Regions from separate parts of the Homo sapiens genome. Here region 2 is linked to region 1. The links are chromatin loops, found by intact Hi-C in ENCODE. Cell type or tissue: ovary. All regions are shown on one strand. Each heading gives the region's core, and the rest is flanking DNA. Links, peaks and the distances in the headings are about the cores only. Region 1 overlaps MAML3 (mastermind like transcriptional coactivator 3). Region 2 overlaps MAML3 (mastermind like transcriptional coactivator 3).

Region 1 (9,993 bases), core at 817-8,816:
TGGTAATGTTTCATGGCATGTGAAAGTTGAACAAAATTCAGATTTTAGTGTCCAGAAATAAAGTTTTGAATTTTGCCAACCAAAAATTTGTAGAAATGTGTTTTCTCCCTACATTAGAGCCTCGATTTTGTCCTTTGGCCCTCAGAACCTAAAATATTTACTAAATGGCTCTTTACAGAAAAAAAGATTTGCTGGCCCCTGATATATTCAGTCAAAAATTTTAAAATAAATATGTGCATGCATGTATGTTACCATGTTTGGTTTTGTTTATAAAAGTAGAATTGCATGGACCATGTTGTGGTGAAGTTCTTTAGATATGGCACGATTAAGTTAAGGTATCTCAAAGCCCGATGGCCCAGAGGAGAAAAGCCAGGATCTGGGAATGTGGCCCCTGCAGTAATACTGGTGTAAAGTGGTATGCTCCCAAACAGAATTACCTAATTCGGATGGGAATGGGAAAGCCAGATGTGAGACATTCCAAAGCAGTGGTCCGAGGGGCATGCTGAGTCAGTGAAGGAGATGAAGGGGAGTAGTAGGAGTGCCCCCCATTTCCAGGTTGGTGTTGAGAGAATGCTGCTGCCATGAAGACATGAAGAATATTGGAAGGGGCTGTTTGGAGAGACAAGTTTCCAAACAGCCTATCCAACACTAAACCAGGAGCACCAGTTGTCGGTGGCTGCTGTTCATATTACCGTCTGAGGAATGTGTAACTACCCAGAGTGTATTTGTCTCTTATCATGATTGACTTAATACACTTTTAGGTTTTGAATGAGGGGGTTTCTGTGGGCCTCTTTCAGCTCTATATACCTCATAAGTGCTGTCTGTTAGGGTGATACTGGATATTGGGCTTTATATTAAAACAGTTTCTGGAAAAGAACTGATTCATGGAGACAAATTTATCACCACTTACTCACTTTCCCTGTTAGGAGGAAATAGTTGCAGATATAAGAATATTTTGAGGGAAGGAGCTTCTCATCAAATAGAAATATATGGGTTTTTTTGCCAGGCACGGTGGCTTACGCCTGTAATCCCAAGACTTTGGGAGGGCGAGATGGGTGGATCACCTGAGGTCAGGAGTTCGAGACCAGCCTGGGCAACATGGTGAAACTCTGTCTCTACTAAAAATACAAAAATTAGCCGGGTATGGTGGTGTATGCCTGTAATCCCAGCTACTCAGGAGGCTGAGGCAGGAGAATCACTCGAACCTAGGAGGTAGAGGTTATAGTGAGCCAAGATCACACCACTGCACTCCAGCTTGGGCAATAAAGTGAGACTCCACCTCAAAAAAAAAAAAAAAAAGAAATATATGGGTTTTTTGAGGGACATTTAAGGATGCCATTTTGAACACCCATACCCCACTGAACAGATTCCTACACGGGGTCTAGGTGATCCATGGCAGAGTCACACAATTACACTTTGCACACCCCACACAGATGTGTGTTCAGGTGTGTTCTGCCAGTGGGAAATTCTATGGAAAAGAATGAAAATGTCACTGTTGTGCTATTAATTGGTTATGTAGCTGGCTACCCCGCAGTGGCTCCACCTTGTGGATCCGTGTCTCAGTGGAGAGCCAGTATAGCTGCTTTTCTAAGTATCCTTTCACTTAATACTCATTTTAGTGCTAAAACATTAGAGTTAGGTAGGTATAGGTGGGTAAATTTAGCCTTTTATTTAACTTATGTGTGAACCATTTCTGGGCTTTTCGTAGGTTTTACTTAAGCCTCCCACATTCTCATTTTTTTCCTTAACCCATTTCATGAAAGCAACTGATAAATGAGGTCACAAAGTAAGAAACTTAAAGAAGAATGGAAATAGGGCCATTGCAACTCTGAGACGGTAACACAAATTAACACACAGGGGTGAGGTATCAGTAAGAGGTCTGAGATAGTCCTCACAGGGCTTCAGAGAGAATTGCCTGGTTCTGGTGGCCCAGTGGCTAAGTCACGGGCTTTAAATCAGGAAGCCTGGTTCTTATCCCGGCGCCTCCACTAGCTTGCTCTGTGACGTTGGATGAACTGCTGAGCTCCTCTGTTTCTCAGTGGGAAAATGAGAATAGCACAATGTAACATCCAGTTATTCCAAGTAGAATGGTTGGGAATAAAAAGCAAAATATTTGCATAACACTTCAAGCATCCAGAAAGAAGGGTAATATTTAAATTTTCAGCATTACTTCTGTTCAGTGTGTACCTATCTTGGTGAAGATTCGTTAGATATTCTTTGTCAAAAATGAAACAAGCTGTACCTCCTGAACCATTAATTTAATTTTTTTTTTTTTTTGAGACTGAGTCTCATCTCTGTCACTCAGGCTGGAGTGCAGTAGCTCGATTTCGGCTCACTGCAACCTCCGCCTCCTGGATTCAAGCGATTCTCCTGTCTCAGCCTCCCAAGTAGCTGGGATTACAGGCATGTACCACCACGCCTGGCTAATTTTTTTGTATTTTTAGTAGAGACAGGGTTTCACCATGTTGGCCAGGCTGGTCTCGAACTCCTAACCTCAGGTGATCCACCTGCCTCAGCCTCCCAAAGTGCTGGGATTACAGGCATGAGCCATTGTGACTGGCCTGAACCATTAATTTTATAATCATCTGACTTACTGCTCTTGACACCTTTAAGATGGTTTTAAACTCAGTGTCTATTTTAGGGTAAGTCAAGGGTTCTGTTAATGATTTTGTTTCTTGCCCTTCCTAGACTTATAGATATTGTCCTCAACATAGAGGAATTTTTGCTATGCCTTCAGAGAAGTATAACTGACTTCCATAATTAAATGGATTTCTTTCTCAATGGGAGGGAATTTCTGCCATCTGACTAAATGCATAGAGTAGAAGGGATGGATTAACTAACAAGCTATTGTATAAACTGGAAGTGGAGTTTCTAGATACCTTGATTGTACTAGTGCTTCATATCATATTTTTCCCTGTATAGCAAAATTCAGTGGATACTGAGTAAAACTTTCATTTTTTTTCCAGGATAACTTCATTGGGTATCAAACAGGATTAACAAGTAATTTCAAGGTAGCGATTCTGAAGGAGGTGTGGGCTCTTCTCAGACTATGTTTTCTGCCTCTTTTGTATAGAATCGCTGCGAGAGTTGGTCACTTTATAGATTGACAGCGTGTTGTATTCCCATGGGTGAGGACTCCTGCCTATAGAAGGCCCTGATTTATAGGTTCAGAGGCCATCCTTAGAATGAGGGGGCTGAAAATTTCCTTCTCCAGGTGTTAGCCCAGAGCAGAGAGAAATGTGTTCAGTGGAGCCCACGGCAGTGGAACACATGGCTGCTTTGGAGAACCTGGGAGGCGGTGCGAGGATGTACAGCTGTACCCCGAGCAGTAGGTGTCACTGTAGTCAGTGGCTTTTACTCCTCAGAGCCTAAGGGGTTAATTGGGTCTGGTTTAGAAGGGCAGACAGAGGCCCATCTGTGCCCTCCAGAGTGTTGGGCTTTGTCTCTAGGGCACCAGTTGACTCCAATGAAAGACCCAAGTTGACTCCCATTTTTTTCTCTACGAACGAAAGAAGGATGCTTTCCCATTTATATTTTAGGGTCTAAGGCTAGGCTGTTAGATGTTATGCAGTGGGGTGGGTTGGGATGGATAAGTAGGTGAGATAATCCTTCTAAAGTTTGGCGGGAAGACCTAGAATAGAGGGGAAGGCAAATTCTATTAAGAGAAATGAAAGAATATGGAATAGCAGAATACATTTCCTTGTTGTTATTGGCAATGAGCCCTGTTATATTCAGGCAGTGTGAGCTTTCAGAACTTCTATCAGCATCCTTCTTAGAAATTTCCCTTTTACCACAAAGGAGGCAAAGGAAAAAAAAATCTTTCTAGCAGAGATGTTTCTCTGCTAGATTTCTCTTTTGCCACTTTCCACTCCAGAAAGTTAATTTTCAAATGCTAAAATGGATTTTAAGATTTAGAAATAGCTACTGTGTTGACTAATTAAAAAAAAAAATCCTGTGATTACGTAGCCAATTGCTTTTTCAAGTACACCCACTTTTACTTTTTCTTTTCTAGTAACACCCTGGTGTGAAAACAAAGTAAAACCGAGTAAACTCACTGTAGAATTTTAGATGCATCTTATCTCTTATTTTTTGCCTAGATAACCATCTTTCTCCCCACCCACCATCCAGGCAGCACAGTGTAGTCTGTCCTTTTAAAAAAAAAGGAAGGCAACATGTATGATTTATACGTAGATACTCATTAAAAATAACTCCTGTCCAGTCTTTGCTCTTCCCCCATAGCCTGCCTGTTGGTTGTTGTTAACACCCTGATTAAGCCTTGCTCTTAATAGTACAATATATTAAGCTCAGCCTGCTCTCTCTTCCCCCCTCCTCTGTTCTCCCTGTGAGTGAGTGGCTCGTTTTAAACCATCCGCACACTTGCTGAGCCAGGTGGCGTTGCTTCCTGCCTCTCCTGCTCGCTGTTGCTAAGTGAGAGGCACCATATCACACATAAAGCTGAACCAATAGCATCCTGACCCCCATAGGCTGGTAAAAGCTGAAGAAAGAGAATCCCACAGCGTTGTCTGTGACCGGTGGGTCCTCCTCTCCCTCCCACCTTTTCTTTTCCAACAGGAAAGGGAGGCGGCGAGGGAGATGGTAGGAGGAAGAGGGAAGAAAGAATGGGGGAGGTGAATCCTAATATGCCTTGCTGTACTTGCGATAAATGCCATTTTTTTTTCTTTGTGAAGAAAAGGAGTGGTAGCTTCTCTTGTGCAATCACAGAGCAGCAGATGCGCTTCTTTCTGCCCCCAAACTGCCTGTGTTGACAAAGCTCAAACTCTGAATAAAGACGTCTGTTGACCTGCATATCTGCTTTGCTCCTCTCTCTTTTTCTTTCTCTCTTGCTATGAATCTTTGAATCCCCACAGTTTTGCACATCTTGGCACCCCTGTTCATTCTTCCTCTTCACCTTTCTTGTTTCATTTCTGTCTCACAGTATTCTTTCCAGAAAGCATTTCCTTTGAATGTAAAAATTAGCAAAGTATTCCGTATATCGTCTTGTGAGGAAGTCATCAGATCATCCTAGGGAATGGGGCAAGGGAAGGGGAATATTTATAAAGGGGATTTTAAAAAACTCGTTACGATTTTCAGTCTTGGCAGGGTCTAAGCAAGCACAAAGTGAAATGTGAAAGGCTGTTCTTAACTGGATAACTGCCAGTATAGACAGCCAGTGGTATAGTTGAGATTATACAGAGGAAATGACCTTTCTCCTGTAATTACCTGGATATTTTTGGCAACATCAGACCCAAGTTACCTGGGTAATTATGGCTTTGTAGATCTGACCTTAGGACAAAACAGATTCCAGTTAAGTTTTCCATGGAAAACATTTGCTATCTTTGGTAATAAACCTAGTGAAGGCACCCACTGTTTTTGCAACCATGGGAAGCCCAGTTACAAGGAGACTTTCTTCAGTTCTATGCCCAGTAGGTTCCCAATAAATTTCTCCTGACCTTTTGGAGATGGCTTTATTATTTGGTCACTTGTATGCCTTTTGAAAAGATAACCTGTGTTTATTTCTGAATCAAGGGTATTGAGGTTTCCTGTAACCTCTTGCTGAATTTGCACATGTTTTGGGAAGATATCAAAAGAATGATATTCATCCTTAAACTGTCCATTTCCCTCAAGAAATTTCCCTTTCATTCTTGAAATACTGCCCTACTATTGGGCCAGAAATCCAGTCCACTCACTCAGGATCACACAGAAAAGTGATCATTAGTCTCCCACTCCACCTGCTTTTTCCCAGCGTTTACACTAACTTTTGTGTTTGTTTGAACCAAAACTAAAATGTCTTCGTAAAGGGACATTTAAAGGAAGTATGTGGGGTCAGATTAAGCAAAAGGGAATTCCTGGGGAAAAGCCTTACCAAATGTTGAGAACTGGAATGTTTTTGTTCTTGTCTGAAGAGCCTATCTTTTTCTTAGTATCACGAAGTTAAAGATGGCCATTGCCGCCAGCGCTGACTTACAATATTTAAAGCTAAAATTCACAGACAGTCTTCAAACTTCACTCCATTTAAGTTCAGTCTCCTCCAAGCTAAACCAGAGCTATTTACAGGTATCCAAATGCTTAGATCTGAGCAGCGCGTCCATCTTCTGCTGTGCCCATTTTGGGGGTGGGGGGTGGGTGTAAATATCAAACTCAAGCTCCAAGAGCGGGCAAAGAAGTTTAAAAATAAAGGACTGGCCGGCAAGTCCTGTAAAACTGGCTTGTCCTGCAGTTGGCCGGTTGGTTGGGATATTATTAGGTATTATTCATTCATCGCTCTTCTATTTTGTGCTCAGCCCTGTGCTGAGAGTTTGGAGCTGGAAGCTCAGCGTGAGCCACGTCCTGGCTCCGCGCCTTCATCTCTGGGTTGCAGCCCTCTCGGTTTCACCAACTTCATTATTCAGATACGGGCGCTGCAATTCCGCCAAGTAAACCTGCCAGGACCAGCTCCTCTTGCTTCTCTTCTTCCTGGTGTATAATTCTCTGCCTTGAAATCCCTGCTTCACACCCACCTCCGCTGCCCTGAATTTCCTAACTCAGCCAGCCAAGCACAAATCCCTCTAAGTCCCTCAGTGCGTTCCCCCCAAATCTGCACTTGCCCAACAGTCTGTCTAGGCACTAGCTATGACATCGCTCTGGATACCTGATCAGTCCTCTGCTTTGTCCCCCTGTGTCTTTGCTTAGGCGGCACCCTCCTTCCAGACCGTTTCTCCCCTGATCTCTCCCTGTGGAAATCTTGGCCTCAAAAGCCCATCTCAAATGCAGTTTCTTCACTGAAACCCTTCTCCCAGTCTCTCAGACGGCATCTTCCAGTCCTTCGAAACACCATGGCCACTTTTTTCCGACCTCTCCTTCAGAACTTTCCACCTTCTACTTAGAGTTGTCTTTACTGTTCCCTTGGTAGTACCAACAGCAGCTCAGAGGAGGTGTTTAGCCACTCTCCTATATTCCACACGAGCCTCTCTGCAAAATTGCCTCAAATAAATATATAATATATATAGACTGCATTTACTATGCAAACACAGCTTCAGTACAGTCCCCCCTACCCCTCCCCCTGCCCTTTGCGACCCAGTTGCCAACCCTAAATTCCTCCTTTGTAGAAAATGTGAAACCGGATCCTCCCTACTTTATCTTAAGTGATTCAGGCCCAGAGCTGTGTCTTCCTCATCTTTGTATTTCCCAGTATTTGTATTTCTCACTTAATGTAACTGTCTTGCAGCCAGTAGGCACTGAAGAAATGCCTGTTGAATTGTTACGTAACGAAGACCAGAAAACCTGAAAGATTATGTCTATAATTCGCCAGGTTTTCAAACTGTATGTGTAGAGAAGAATGAAGTTTTCTGTGAATATTTTAAATTAGATAATGAGATCACAAAGAAGTTCAATTAAATCTTATTTATCAGTCAGGAGAGCCTAGGTGATGGTATAGTAACAAAGAACCCCCAAATCTTAGTGGTTTAAAGCAACAAAAATTTAGTTCTTGCTCATGTTTATTGTGGGTTGGTGGGGAGACGAGATTCTGCTTATCATTGTTACTCAGGGACCCATTCTCACAAAACTAGCCACGATCTCACACTAGTGGTTACGCTGAAGGAGAAAGAGCTCCAGAGGGTCTAACATCAGCAATTTAATGTCCCTGCCCAGAAATGGTCCCCATCACTCTGCTCACAACTTATTTGTCAGAACTAGTAACATGACCTCATCTAACCACACAAGAGCCAGGAAGTACAGCTCTTCCATGTGCCTGAAAGATAATTAGAAATATTTAGACCATAGCATAAATAACTCCCATGTTTTATTATTCTCTCAGGGTTTTTAGAGGGCATTTATATTTCATATTGACTTTGGAAGCATAGAGAATATTCATGCAATTCCTCTCCCTTTGCATATACTATTCTTTTTCTCACGCACCAAAACATGTTGCTGCGCTTAACCCTAGAAGACTAGGCCACGGCAATTAAGGGATAAGTGGTTCTATTTTCTCTAAGTATAAAATGGAGAACTTGCCCATTGTTTATAGCTCTTCAGCTGCTCTTACCAATACTTCAGAGGCTCTTCTGATGGGTCAGTGAGGCTCGAGACCCCTTTCCAAGGGCTGCCCCAGGTTTACTTTGAGTGTTGCCATACTCAGGATCATAGGAAATCAGTACAGGTTTTATAAATTTTTTTCTAAGAAATTAGTCAGAAAGTGTGAAAACATTATATAGTAGCTGAGTTATTTTTTATAGTGAAAAGCTGCAAGGAGCATAGATGTCCAACCACAGGAGATTAGCTGTGTAAGTTATGGTATATGGAGAAAATGGAATACATATAATCTTTAGAATTACACTTTAGAAGAATATTTTAGATTGAAAAAAAGTCCCAATACATTGATTGCAATATTAAAAAAAACAAACAAACAAAAACAGGCACTAGAACACAATATATAGCAGATTCTTTTTTTTTTTTTTTTTTTGAGTTGGAGTCTTGCTCTGTCGCCCAGGCTGAAGTGCAGTGGCACGATTTCAGCTCACTGCAGCCTCCACCTCATGGATTCAAGCGATTCTCCTGCCTCAGCCTCCCGAGTAGCTGGGATTACAGGCACCTGCCACCATGCCCATCTAATTTTTGTATTCTTAGTAGAGACAGGATTTCATCATGTTGGCCAGGCTGGTCTTAAACTCCTGACCTCAGGTGATCCACCCATCTTGGCCTCCCAAAGTGTTGGATTACAGGCATGAGCCACTGTGCCTGGCCCAGATTCTGTTTTTTAAAAATACATTAAAACTGGGAAGAAAAACACTAATATGTGAATGTGAACAAGGCTTATCTCTTTCTCTCTGTGATGATATTTTGAGTAGTTTTTGTGCTTTTTTTCTTTGATTTTTCTTTCTTTTTGTTAAGTAAGCAGGCATGACTTTTGTTGCACATAAGGAGATATGTAAATATCTCTGGCCTCTGAAGTGTGTTAATTTCAAGTAGCTTACATGGTGTTACTTCTTTTAGGTGAGTAGTTTGATATAAGAGGCACACAAATGACTCTCATATGTCTGTGGTGGAATGAGCCTGGTGCCAAGACAGAAATTCAGGAACAGTACTCCTGTGGATCGGGAGACAGTTTGACGTCAGTTCACACATGTCCAGGCATAAGCATTTTACCATTTCTTGCCCTTTCTTCTGCTGAGGCGTTGTATAGATCTTCCATGGCATTTTGACTTGACATTTCACAGCTGCTGCAAATCCACTAAGCAGGGACATGACACAGGCACTTTGAGGCCGCTGGTAGCACATTGGTTTGTAAAGAGATGCTAAATTTGCTGAGATAGTGAAAAACTGGCATGTATTTATTTTGGGATGAAACGGACTCTTGCGAAATAAGGGCCCATTCTGGAAGAACTTGTAACACTCATTCATCTTGTGTTGTGCACTGAGCTATAATGCTACAGCTGTCATCCACTTTCAATGAACGATTGTCATATTGTCAATCCACAATAATACAAAACAATTTTCATTCCCCATGTTGAAGCATCGCCATTGTAATATAATTCAGTTCATATTAACAATGCTTTGATGACAATTCCTTTCCACTCCACCCTTTAAGCCCTCCCTCTCTCCTTTCCTTAACCAAAGGGAAATGTATTTTGACAATATATCTCCAATGTTAACAGTTTTCTGCTTTTAAAACGTCTCGGGCCCATAGCCCTCATTGAAACTGCCGAGAACACACCAATCTTTTTTTTTTTCTTTCTTTCTTATAGAACTGTTTTGGGATTAGGTAGTGCCTTATTCAGGAGAACTGAAAGTATTTTTACCCATTTGTCTTGTTTATTCTTAAAACATCTCCATGAAAAATGAACGGGTATTATTTATTCCCTTTTTATCAGGAGCACAGTTAGAACTTAACTCAGTTCGCTTTAGATTTATAATCTTTTCATTAAAAGACGCTGCTTACTTTTCCTGGTATTAACAGTGATGTCAGTTGCTATTTACATGGAAAAATTAACTACCCTAATGAATTTATATTCGCTG
Region 2 (9,993 bases), core at 1,132-9,131, 130 kb after region 1:
AGGGTAAAATACCTTCTTAATGTACACACAAAAAAGCAATTAAAAGAAGAATACCCTGTCCATTTGTGATTGCCTCTACTCTGATCATCTCAGAATCGCTGTTAACAAAATAGTATCTTTTACCACATTTCTCCATCACTGGAATAGAATTTCCTTCTGTGATTTTATTACAATTCAGCCACTATCTCTGGATTAGAATGACATTATAGAAGCACAGGGATTTTGTGAGTTTCTATGTCTGGGGAGAGGAAAAGAGAGTAATAGGTTGAAGAAGTTTGGCGTTGGTATCACTTTTTTTATTCTGTGGTGATATGTCAAACACTAGGAAGAGAAAAGAAATTAAAATGTTTCTGCTGAGTGGAGATGGGAGTGAGTTCATGTCTTACTGAGGAACAGATCTAACATTCCTACAGACTTTACAGTCTGGAGATATAGCAAGGTACTATCAAAACAGGGTCATAGGGAGTCTCATAAATGTATTGGTCTATCATCTTTTGCAACGTTCTCTTCCTTCATAATAAGGGTAGCCAGTAATCAAGTAACTAGCTTTTTTCCCCTAGACAAACAGCAGATCTGTAACCAACAATAAGGTCAGTAACTTATGACCCTATGAGTTATCAAAAAAAGTTAATTATCTACCTTCTAATAAAGCAGGGAAACATCCAAATATTTTTAGAAAGCTTTTGATCACAGAGGTTTAAAGTCTTTAAAAATTGTTTTTACATTTTTATTAAAAGGTGTACACACACACACACACACACACAAAGACTACCCCTTAAAATATGTACATACAAAACTTAAGTAGAACACTTTGCTTCCCAATATACAAGACGAGCAAGGCATTTATCAATTTTCAGAAGGGGTTTATAATGCACTTATCCATATTTCCAGGCCTGAGATAATGAGGCTGTTCCATGAATGTTAAGTCAGGAAACTAAGGAGAACACAAGAACCAAACATATTGTGTATGTATAATATATGTAAAATCATAATGCCTCACCTGATGTCAACAGTTATGGGCATTGAAGATGACAGTCCTCTACAAGCTCTCATGACTGTTCCCAGTCAGTAACAGAGGGAAGGGGGCAGAGTGTGGTGCCCTACTGCAGGGTGGGGCTGGTAAAGCCTTGCTGTTTGCTTGGTGGAGCTTCCACCGTCTGGATCCCGGGGTGTGGGGAGCTGGAGTTTTTCTAAAGCTGGTGCAGTAAGAAATACAAAGTCAAGTCTAGGGTACAAGGCCAGACCCTCTACTGTTCCAGGGACTCTCAAAATGTGCTAGTCTAGAGACCCTGTCAATGTGCTTTTATAGTGAATACTTTTCAGTGTGTTACGTATCCCTCTGGCACCCTATCATGAGCAGAGCTCCCTCCCCTTCTGAGCACTGGGGTGCAGGGGATCCCGTGAGATTTCAGATCTACCCGGCACCCCTGCAAGCACTCTGTCCTCAAACCCTTTGAAGGAACAGCTCTATCCTTACACCCATTAGATAGGCACTACTGCTGGCCAATGCTGACAGCAGCCCTCTGCTCCATCTTGGCTGTGTCTCCTGTGCCAGGAACCTCAGGAAATAGACAAGGATTTGGCAAAATTCCTGGTGAATGGATGGCACCACGTGAGCATTGTGGGTAGCATTTCTCTGTGTTGCCAGACACATACATTGCTGCTTTCTCACTCTTCCTTGGGAAAGATGGGCCATTTTGGAGCTGATTTTGAAATGAAAAAGAAGGAGAAGTAAAAGAAACCCTAGGCTCCATATCTTTTCATATCCAGAACTTAAAAACAGAGGGAATGATTCACTTTTCTAACTTCTGCTTCTTGGGTGAGAAATAAATGTAAATCGTATGTCTAATTCCCCTGATTTTTCAGACTTAGCTAAGGCAGAAAACCAATCCATTGCATTATCGACTGGTATCATTAGCTTGAGGTTAGGGACCCACCGTTCTCTCTGAAGCAGGCCTGCCTTCTTCTCTCTGCCTGTATGTTATCCCTCTATCATTTTTGCTGTCTCTCTCCATCGCCTTTGATATGGTAATGATCTTGCACAAGAAAAGCCATTTTTTAAATATGAGTGCTTAAGGAATTAAAGGTGAGTGAGAAGGTGGAGGGTGTTAAGAAGGATGGTAGTTTGTCATTAGCAAATAAATAAGTATACCCCTTGGAATTAAAAAGCAAGCAAGCTGAAGGGAGCAGAAGGGGGAGGACAGGCGGGTGTCTTTCCAAACGCAGGAGACAGTATTACTAACAGGCTGGCTTAAAGCCCTCTTAACAATGTGCACTTGCTCTCCCTAGCTCCTGGATTGATTTCCCTCTGCCCTCCACAGACCTGGCTGCAGTTAAGCCTTGTGTCCTCCACGTGATGCTGAGCCGAATCAGATTTTCCTTTTAGTTGTTCGATCAAATTTTCCTTCCTAGAGCTTAGAAGGCACACTTGGGACCATATAGTAATTGCCTCCCCACACTGAACTGCTGATACCTTTATTGGATTGGCATAGGGTTTCAGAGGACTGTGTTTAACATGCAGTGAGCCGCAGCAATGCAAACAGCTCCAGTGTTTAAACAAGCATCCGTTAGGCCAGGAAACAAGGCAGTGCCAGCCCATTTGGTGCTCTGTAGTGCTGGCAGCTTAAGGTGAGCGGGCAACCCAGGTGCTGCAGTGGGAGAGGGCAGGCTCCAGGGAAAGTGGAGGAATTGTAGTGTCAGAGGAGGAGCTGATTCTCTTTAGATTTGCTGAAGGGGGTTTGTGGTGAGGGGGAGAGAGAAGTGTTGTGGCTAGGGACATGTGCAGAGCTCATTAATATCTCATTATGTTAGAATTGCAGTCTCCCCACAGATCGGCGTTAACGTTGGCAGTGCCAGAGGAAGGGCTTTGGGAAGCAGCAGCCCCCCTCCCTCTTTCTGCAAGCCCCAGCAAGCTCTCTATGCTTGTTTTGCACTGAGGGAATGGTGGTGTTGAATTTGTGAAAGAAGGCTGTGAGAAAACCCCACAGGAGCGATAGTGAGCAGCTCAGGAGAGGGTATGAGACTGAAAACTATAGTTTGTAAATAACAAAGTGACCAGATTTCACGTGTGCCAGCCAGCCATAGAGAGGGAAGGAAACTGACCAGAAGCTGGAAAGGAAAATCGTGGAAGTTAAGCACAAGCCACTTGGAGTCTGGATGTGAGTTGGGAGTTCGTGTCAGGGGCAGTAGATAGGCTAGCTCCAGATTCAGACCTCGATTTCCCAGAGAATGTGCCACTGGCCCACTGAGTTTGTCCAGGGCTCCTGGAGGCTCCTGGAGTGTACCAGAGCAAGTAAGGTGGACAGGAGAGGGGGAAAAATGAGGAGGAAAGAGAGCAGAAGAAAGCAGGATTCAGCCAGTGGGATTTGGTGAGACTGCGTTTTCAGCTGATCCCACCTGCCCATGTTGGTGTGAGTGGAGCAAAGGGAAGATTCTAAAGCAGAGAGAAGGTGGTGTGCAAGGGCCTATTCTCCAGATCTGACCTAGCTGAGCCCAAACCAGTCTTTATCCCAGAGATTAAATCCCCCTGTGTGCAGCCCTGGCCCCAGCTGGGCTCCTGCAGGTCACTCACCCCAGACAGTCATCCTGCGGACTCCAGTGCCGGGACTGGGGCCTCCTGGGAGGAAAAGTTGGAGCCATGCTCTGTAGAAATTACAGCCTCCCTGCAGACACTTAATTCTGCTCTATTAAGGATCAGATGTCTCCGTCTGCCCTGGACAACTGTGTGCCCTCCATTAATGAAAGGTGGTTGATGGCCACTTTAGTGAACAGTTATGTAACAGGATGTACCAAAACACAACAGTGTGTGCATGTTGTATTATAAAGGCCCCTTAATGTAATTCATAGTAAAGTTCTTTGAGAATATTCTTTTTCTGCCTTTTTGTTTTGGGGAGTTCTTATTTCTACCTTAGAATGTTCTTTCTGTGGATTTTGGCATTTGGCTTCCACTTCTAGCACCAGTGCACAGACACACCTGCACACATCCACAGAAGTGTTGCTGGTGTGGATACACAGCCAGTCCTGGGCTCAGTAAGCAAATGAAGAAGCACGTGTCCTTGGTTAATATCATATAAAGTGACAGGGCCACAGTTTGCAAGCATGTTTTGTGAAGACCTTTCTGGTCACACTTTGTTCTGACTTAACACAATATTCCATTAAAATATGGATTATTCATTAACTTACAGAAAGGCAAAAAAAGTGAATGTCATTGAAATCTGTGTTCCCTTTGGAAAAAAAATAACTAGAGTCATTAGTCATTAGTTTGTTATGAACAACAGTGCTTGTAATGAACATTTAAAAATAAAATGTATTTGATAATCGCAACCAAGTTTATTTAGGTTAGAAAAACAGTTATGGCATACAAATAGTGCTGAGAAACAAATTTAACAAGGCTTTTTTACAGCATGGCCTCTATAGCAAAAATAGTAAGATTCAGCCTGATGTGTATTAAAATCTATTATTCTTTTGACTCTGCAACTTTAATAAATCAAGCAAGAGTCATAAGAACAAAGAGAGGAAACAGCTGAACTGCTGTAATTTCCTAGCCAAATAGAAGAAAAGTCTGCCTCTTGTCGTTTACATGACTTTACCAAGCTTAATCCCATGAAAACAAATGAACAAACAAAAATGAAGACTCAATAGTTATAAATAGTAAACTAGACCTCTAGGGCTGAACTCCTGTGTTCAGCTGCACCAGGTCCCTGTTGTGGGATGTTCCACATTCCATGAAGTCTTGGCCTGTTTTTCCATGTGCTGTTCGCCTCCCTCAGTCCTTCTCAGTGGCAGGAGCAGAATCCACGCAGAGATTCTCACTTCTGCCTGTCATTCCCAACCTCTGAACTTGTCCATCTTACATCTCTTTGCTTTCCTTTCTAAGAAAGAAAGAAGGAAAGTTAAGTTCCATCCAAACTTTCTACATAAAAAAGTTATGACATCCAAATTGCCCATTTGAAGAGAGAAGGATAGTGATTCAGCAGAATTACAGTTCAAAATAAAATGGGATTTAACTTTGAGATAAAAAGAAAAAGTGAATCCTAGCTCCTTTAAGGCATTTGCCATGAATAAAACTTTAAAGTGAAATATCAGAAAATCAAGGATGAGATGGGACTTAGAGAGATCCTTCATCCCCCTTCCTCCCCCTTCTTCAATGAAGACCATATCTAAATCATCCCAGATGGCTGTTCTATTTTTAAAGATCTCCAGAAAAGGAGATTCTACCACCTCCTCAGTAACTCATTCCAGCATCTCTTGTTCCTCACTGCCAGAATATTTTTTCTGAGAGCCCTCAGAGGAAAAAAGACACACTATCCTAGATTTGGGGACCTGTAGTATTTCTCTTTAGGATTTAACCCCACTGTGCATATAGGAAACTAAGAGACATGGATAATGTCTTTCTCCAGTGAAAAAGATGTTTTTTCTCTAATATTTGGCTTTAAATTACATTTGTGTGCTTCTTGGGGGTCAATCCAAATTTCTCTTGCAGGCCTGAGGTATGCGCGGTACTCTGCTAGGTAAACAGAGGGAGCATTAAGAAACGATTCCTGTTTACATTCTAAGGAGTGAGGTCACACTCAGCTCCAGAGCCCACCTACTATGCCGGACAGAAATGTTCATGTAATCACTTATTCTTTCATTCCAAAGATACGTACTGACCACCAGTCGTGCGCTTATCTCTGCTAGACACTGGAGACAGACACATTAGTGAGCAACACAGACTAGGTGCTTGTCTGCAAGGAGCTTACACTCAAATGGGAGAAGACAATACCAAGGAAAAAGGAAGAAACAAAATGATTATAAATTGTGATCAGTGGTGTGAAAAAGACAAAACAGAAGGACACGATAAAGTACAAGTGGGAGGTGCAGCTGACTGAGCCAGGGTGGTCAGAACAGCCTTTCTGGGGAGAGATGTGAGCTGAAATCTGAAGGATGACAATAAGCCCAGCAAGGAGCTGGGATAAGCGTGTTCCACGTGGAGAGAAGCACCGGTGCAGATGCAGAGGAGGGGAAGAGCCCTCGGAGAGGCCAGCGCGGCCACCTGGAGTGTGGTGGTGAAGGGGAGAAGGGTATGAAGGAGCTGGGAGACACCAGACCATCCAGCGCCTCTTAGGCAAGTTTGACTTTCAGAGAAATGGGAGTCTATATAAGGATTTGAGGCAGAAAGACATACTCTGAAGAATGTTTTTCAACAGTGACTCTGGATGCTGGTGGAGAGTAGACTGGAAAGGGTAAGATGGGAAAAACGGCTAGTGGAACAATAGCGCAAGAGTCCAGGCAGGGAGCAGGCAGGGGAGACTCAGAAAAGGTGACAGATGGAAGGTGTGTGTGCTGGCCACACAGACACAGCGTCCGAACATAGGTGTGACCCATTCTGAGAAAACAAAATACATAAAAATCAAAACTTAAAGAGAAAGTCTGATTATTCCCTTTATAAAGGGACTCGCCTCAAGTATCTATTCTGTAAAGTAAAGGAAGATGTCTATGGGTCTTTGACTATAAATTTTAATAAGAGATATAAAACCTTAATAGACGGATCATGGAATTAGAAGGAATCATAGAGGTCATTTTCTCCTACTTTCCACCCAATAAAGAATCCCCTTTGCAAATCCCTGACAGATGAACATGCAGCCTTGGTATGAAAACTTCAAGGGACAGGAAGCTCATTAGCCTCACAAGGCAGCCCTTTCTATTTTGAATCTCTCTAATCGTTTTTTAAAAGTTTCTCCTTATATAGAGGCTGAATTCTTTCTCCCCATTACTTGCATCCATTGATCTTAGTTCCATGTTCTGGAGCTACATAGATCAAATCTAATTCTCTTCCTACATAGCAAACCATTACCTTTTCAAGAGGAGCTGTGGCATTCCCCCTCCTCAACTCTCCTCTTTCTCTAGCAAAATATCCTCAGCTTCCTCGCCTCCTTTTCACTTGACATGGTTTCTGGGGCCTTCTTTCCCCTGGTACTACCCTCTTGCTGCCCTGCCACCTGATGAGAGTGATCATTTCAGAATGGAAGCCAACCTTATTGGATGGCATCAGTTCAGAGCATAACTATGTCTCCCTGGACTCAGAGAACATACATACATTTAATGCAACCTAGAATTTCAAGAGCACACGGCTTCAAACTTCAAGGAAAACAAAACTGCTTATGAGACAGGTTTTCCTGCCTTAAATGCAAGACTTTACAGCTAGGCCCAGCAAATCTTGCTACTGCTAACCTACAGGAGAGTGGTTCTTGAACTTTTGGAGAGTCATGGGCCGCACTGAGAATCTGAGAAAAGCTTTGGACCTTCTTTCCTGAAAAAGACACATACCCACAAAATTCTGCATACAGTTTTCTAGCATTCTCAGAACTCTGGAAATCCATTTTTATGTAAACCTCCAGTTTAAAAATTCAGCATTATCAATGTCACAGAACCCTTGTTCTGTCATCTAAGAAATGTATATCTGCATTATCTCTATATTTTATTATGGTATTGTACGGGAGGTTAAAGAACGCCCACTTGAAAATCCCTGCAAGTCACTATAAAATTGTTAATGGGAGAGGAAAGTTACAAAAAGTCTTCAAGTACCATTGGTGGATACATTTGCTTATGTACCTTATTTAACCCCTACAACCCTTTTCTGAACTAGGCAATATTAGCCTTATCTTATGAATAAGAGGAAACGTAAAGCTATTAATAAAGAAAAATAGAAAGACCTGGGTGAAGGCAGTGGCTGCCGAGTGCAAATTTTTACAACTCTTGCAATAGAACCATGGTTGGTGGCCCTCTCGACTTTTAAGTGCTGAGGCCATGGCCACCTGGAGCACAGCATACATGCTTACGAGCAGGATTGGTTTCCTGGGAAATGTGTCCTTATATCGGCGCTTCAGTAGTGATATCCCTGGAAAGTGGTCACCAGTAGGATTAGCCATTACCATGACCCCACACAGGTGGCCTGCTGTCACCAACACCATTCTCTTCAGGATCAGGCTGGCATTGGGTTAGTGGCCAATGTATAGTTATAACTCAGTAACTCAGTAGCAGAAATGTTCTGAGAACGGCTGAAAGAACAACAGCCCTCATAGGAGATCCAGTTTCAGAGAGTAACTTCTTATATGCCAGCCAATCATGGAGGGGAGAAAGCAGTTCTGAGGATGCCTTCCTTTTTTTCCTATCTCAGGAGCCAGGCTGTGGAATAGTTTGGAAATGAGAAACACATTTTATTCACAAGTGGTGAGGCTTGTAACAGAGAAGCACAGGCTTTGGAATTCAAATCTCACACTAGCTGTGTGACCTTGGGCAATTTGTTTAATCTCCCTGAGCCCCAGTTTCCTCATTTGTGTAAATGATGTTTATTAACCTACCTTGCGTGGTTGATGTGGGAATTAAGAGAAAAGATCTTGAATTTGCCTGGTATTTAATGGATGCACACACAAGAAAAGCTTGCTGTTTGCTGATAACGTTGAGGAGTGCATAAATGGTTGGGGCCAGTCTGAGTAGCAGTAAATTTGGTTCGTCTGTGTTAGCAGGGTTACTCTGGCTTGGACCCGGATTCCAGAGTGATTCCGGAGGAATTCCTGTCCCCATCCCTACCCCTCATCACCCCAAAATTTTGCTTAAGATAACGAGGAGGTCAGGGCATGTTCACTGTGAACCCCCACTCCATATAAGGTGCCATGTTATAGTGGGTTCAGAGGATCCCCGCCCCCCCGCCAATGCTGCTTAGCCACCAGACTTACAAGGGATACTGGATGCTTTCGTACCTTGGATTCATACACACAGGTTTCTGAGATGAAGCAGTGTGGTAACTTAGCCATTAGTAGATCTCAATCGTAGCCTACACGGACATTTCTGAGAGAATCCTTGGTTAAACAGTACTAAGAGCAGAACTAAATACTGGTTAGGGCAAGTTCTGCCCATGAGGTTCTATGAGGCTCTGTCTGAACGTTAGGTTTAAACATAGAGATGGGGCCAGCTAACCTCATCATTCTGAGTCGTTAGATAGAGACTAGACTTGGTCATCTCCCTTTGCTAATAAGGAAACTGACATAATTAACTGAAGGAAATTAACTTGGATAATTTTGCAGCATGAATCTGCTTCCAAAGAGGAGTTGGTTTTTTTCTCTTCCTGTGAGCTGTTAATTCAAGAGGCTGTGTTAACCTGCTGCTGTTGCCAACTGACAAATGTAGTATTTTCCTGATCAGCCTCTCAAGCCTTTTTCCTTGCTCCTCCAACAACAGAGAGCAGTAATAAACTATCCAGAATATTTTGCAACATGGGAGTCATTTGCATGTCTTTGTAATATGGGAGTTGAATGCCTATTTTCAGTAAATATAAGCCTCCCGGTTGACTTAAGGTAATTGAATGATTTTAGATTCATTGTATATGCCCTTTCTCCTTAGCCACTGGTTTTAAGCAGGCATAAAATCACATCAGAGAAAAAAAAACCTGACTTTTGATATTCAAGTTGGCTCATCTGAATTAAAACCAAAACATGTGGAAATTGGGTTATCCACTCCAGACTTGGCTCCCTTTGTCTGTGAAACCTCAAAGTCTCCAGTGGAGCTGAAGGTAACGTCTTTCTTCAGGTGACACTCTGGGGCAATTCTGGGGAAAAAGACAAGGAGGGAAAGATGTGTTTAACTTTATTCCAGTTGGTTTCATCTTCCTTTTTAATTGATTTTTGTCCTCTCCATCATTTTCTCTCCCAATTAACGTTGAATTTCTCTCATTTAGTTCTAGCTGTTTGTTGTGGTCGGGTTTGGTACATCTGGGTTAGGCATGTTGCTGTGTTCTTTTCTTTCCTTGCCATTAGTTTAAAGGAGGTCTAAGCTCACAGTCTAGCTCTATTTCTGGAGAGACCTGCCACCTTTACAGGATTTACTGTGGTCATTTTCTTTTTTTTTCCTCCCCACAATATGGCGCTTTGTGAATTAAAATCAAGGTTCCTGGGGGCTGGAGGTAGGAATAGGGCAGGAGAAGCCTAGCCACATTATAATCAATAATAATAATAA

What was found. A loop is a pair of places that touch in the nucleus more often than their neighbours do. Peaks named below come from ENCODE experiments on the same cell type or tissue, not always from the same donor. Only the 100,000 strongest peaks of a DNase experiment are listed, where the experiment ranks them.
Region 2: it touches region 1 in a loop (1.8-fold over the local background); 4 of 110 quality-filtered maps call a loop at or near these places.

The regions. Positions count from the first base shown.
Region 1 is chr4:140,043,842-140,053,834 of GRCh38, reverse strand. All of the region lies in intron 1 of MAML3 (mastermind like transcriptional coactivator 3), which reads left to right. All of the region lies in intron 1 of LOC124900783 (a long non-coding RNA gene), which reads right to left. Among named protein-coding and RNA genes, the nearest start is that of MAML3-AS1, 79 kb to the left of the region's middle. RefSeq lists enhancers at 4,000-4,535, 4,536-5,072. In ovary, for the core only: no CTCF peak of the experiment used is centred there; DNase peaks (open chromatin) are centred at 1,527, 4,394 and 4,676; H3K4me3 peaks cover 1,341 bases; H3K27ac peaks cover 2,603 bases.
Region 2 is chr4:139,914,390-139,924,382 of GRCh38, reverse strand. The region is part of intron 1 of MAML3 (mastermind like transcriptional coactivator 3); the gene reads left to right. Among named protein-coding and RNA genes, the nearest start is that of MAML3-AS1, 210 kb to the left of the region's middle. In ovary, for the core only: no CTCF peak of the experiment used is centred there; a DNase peak (open chromatin) is centred at 4,726; H3K27ac peaks cover 5,257 bases.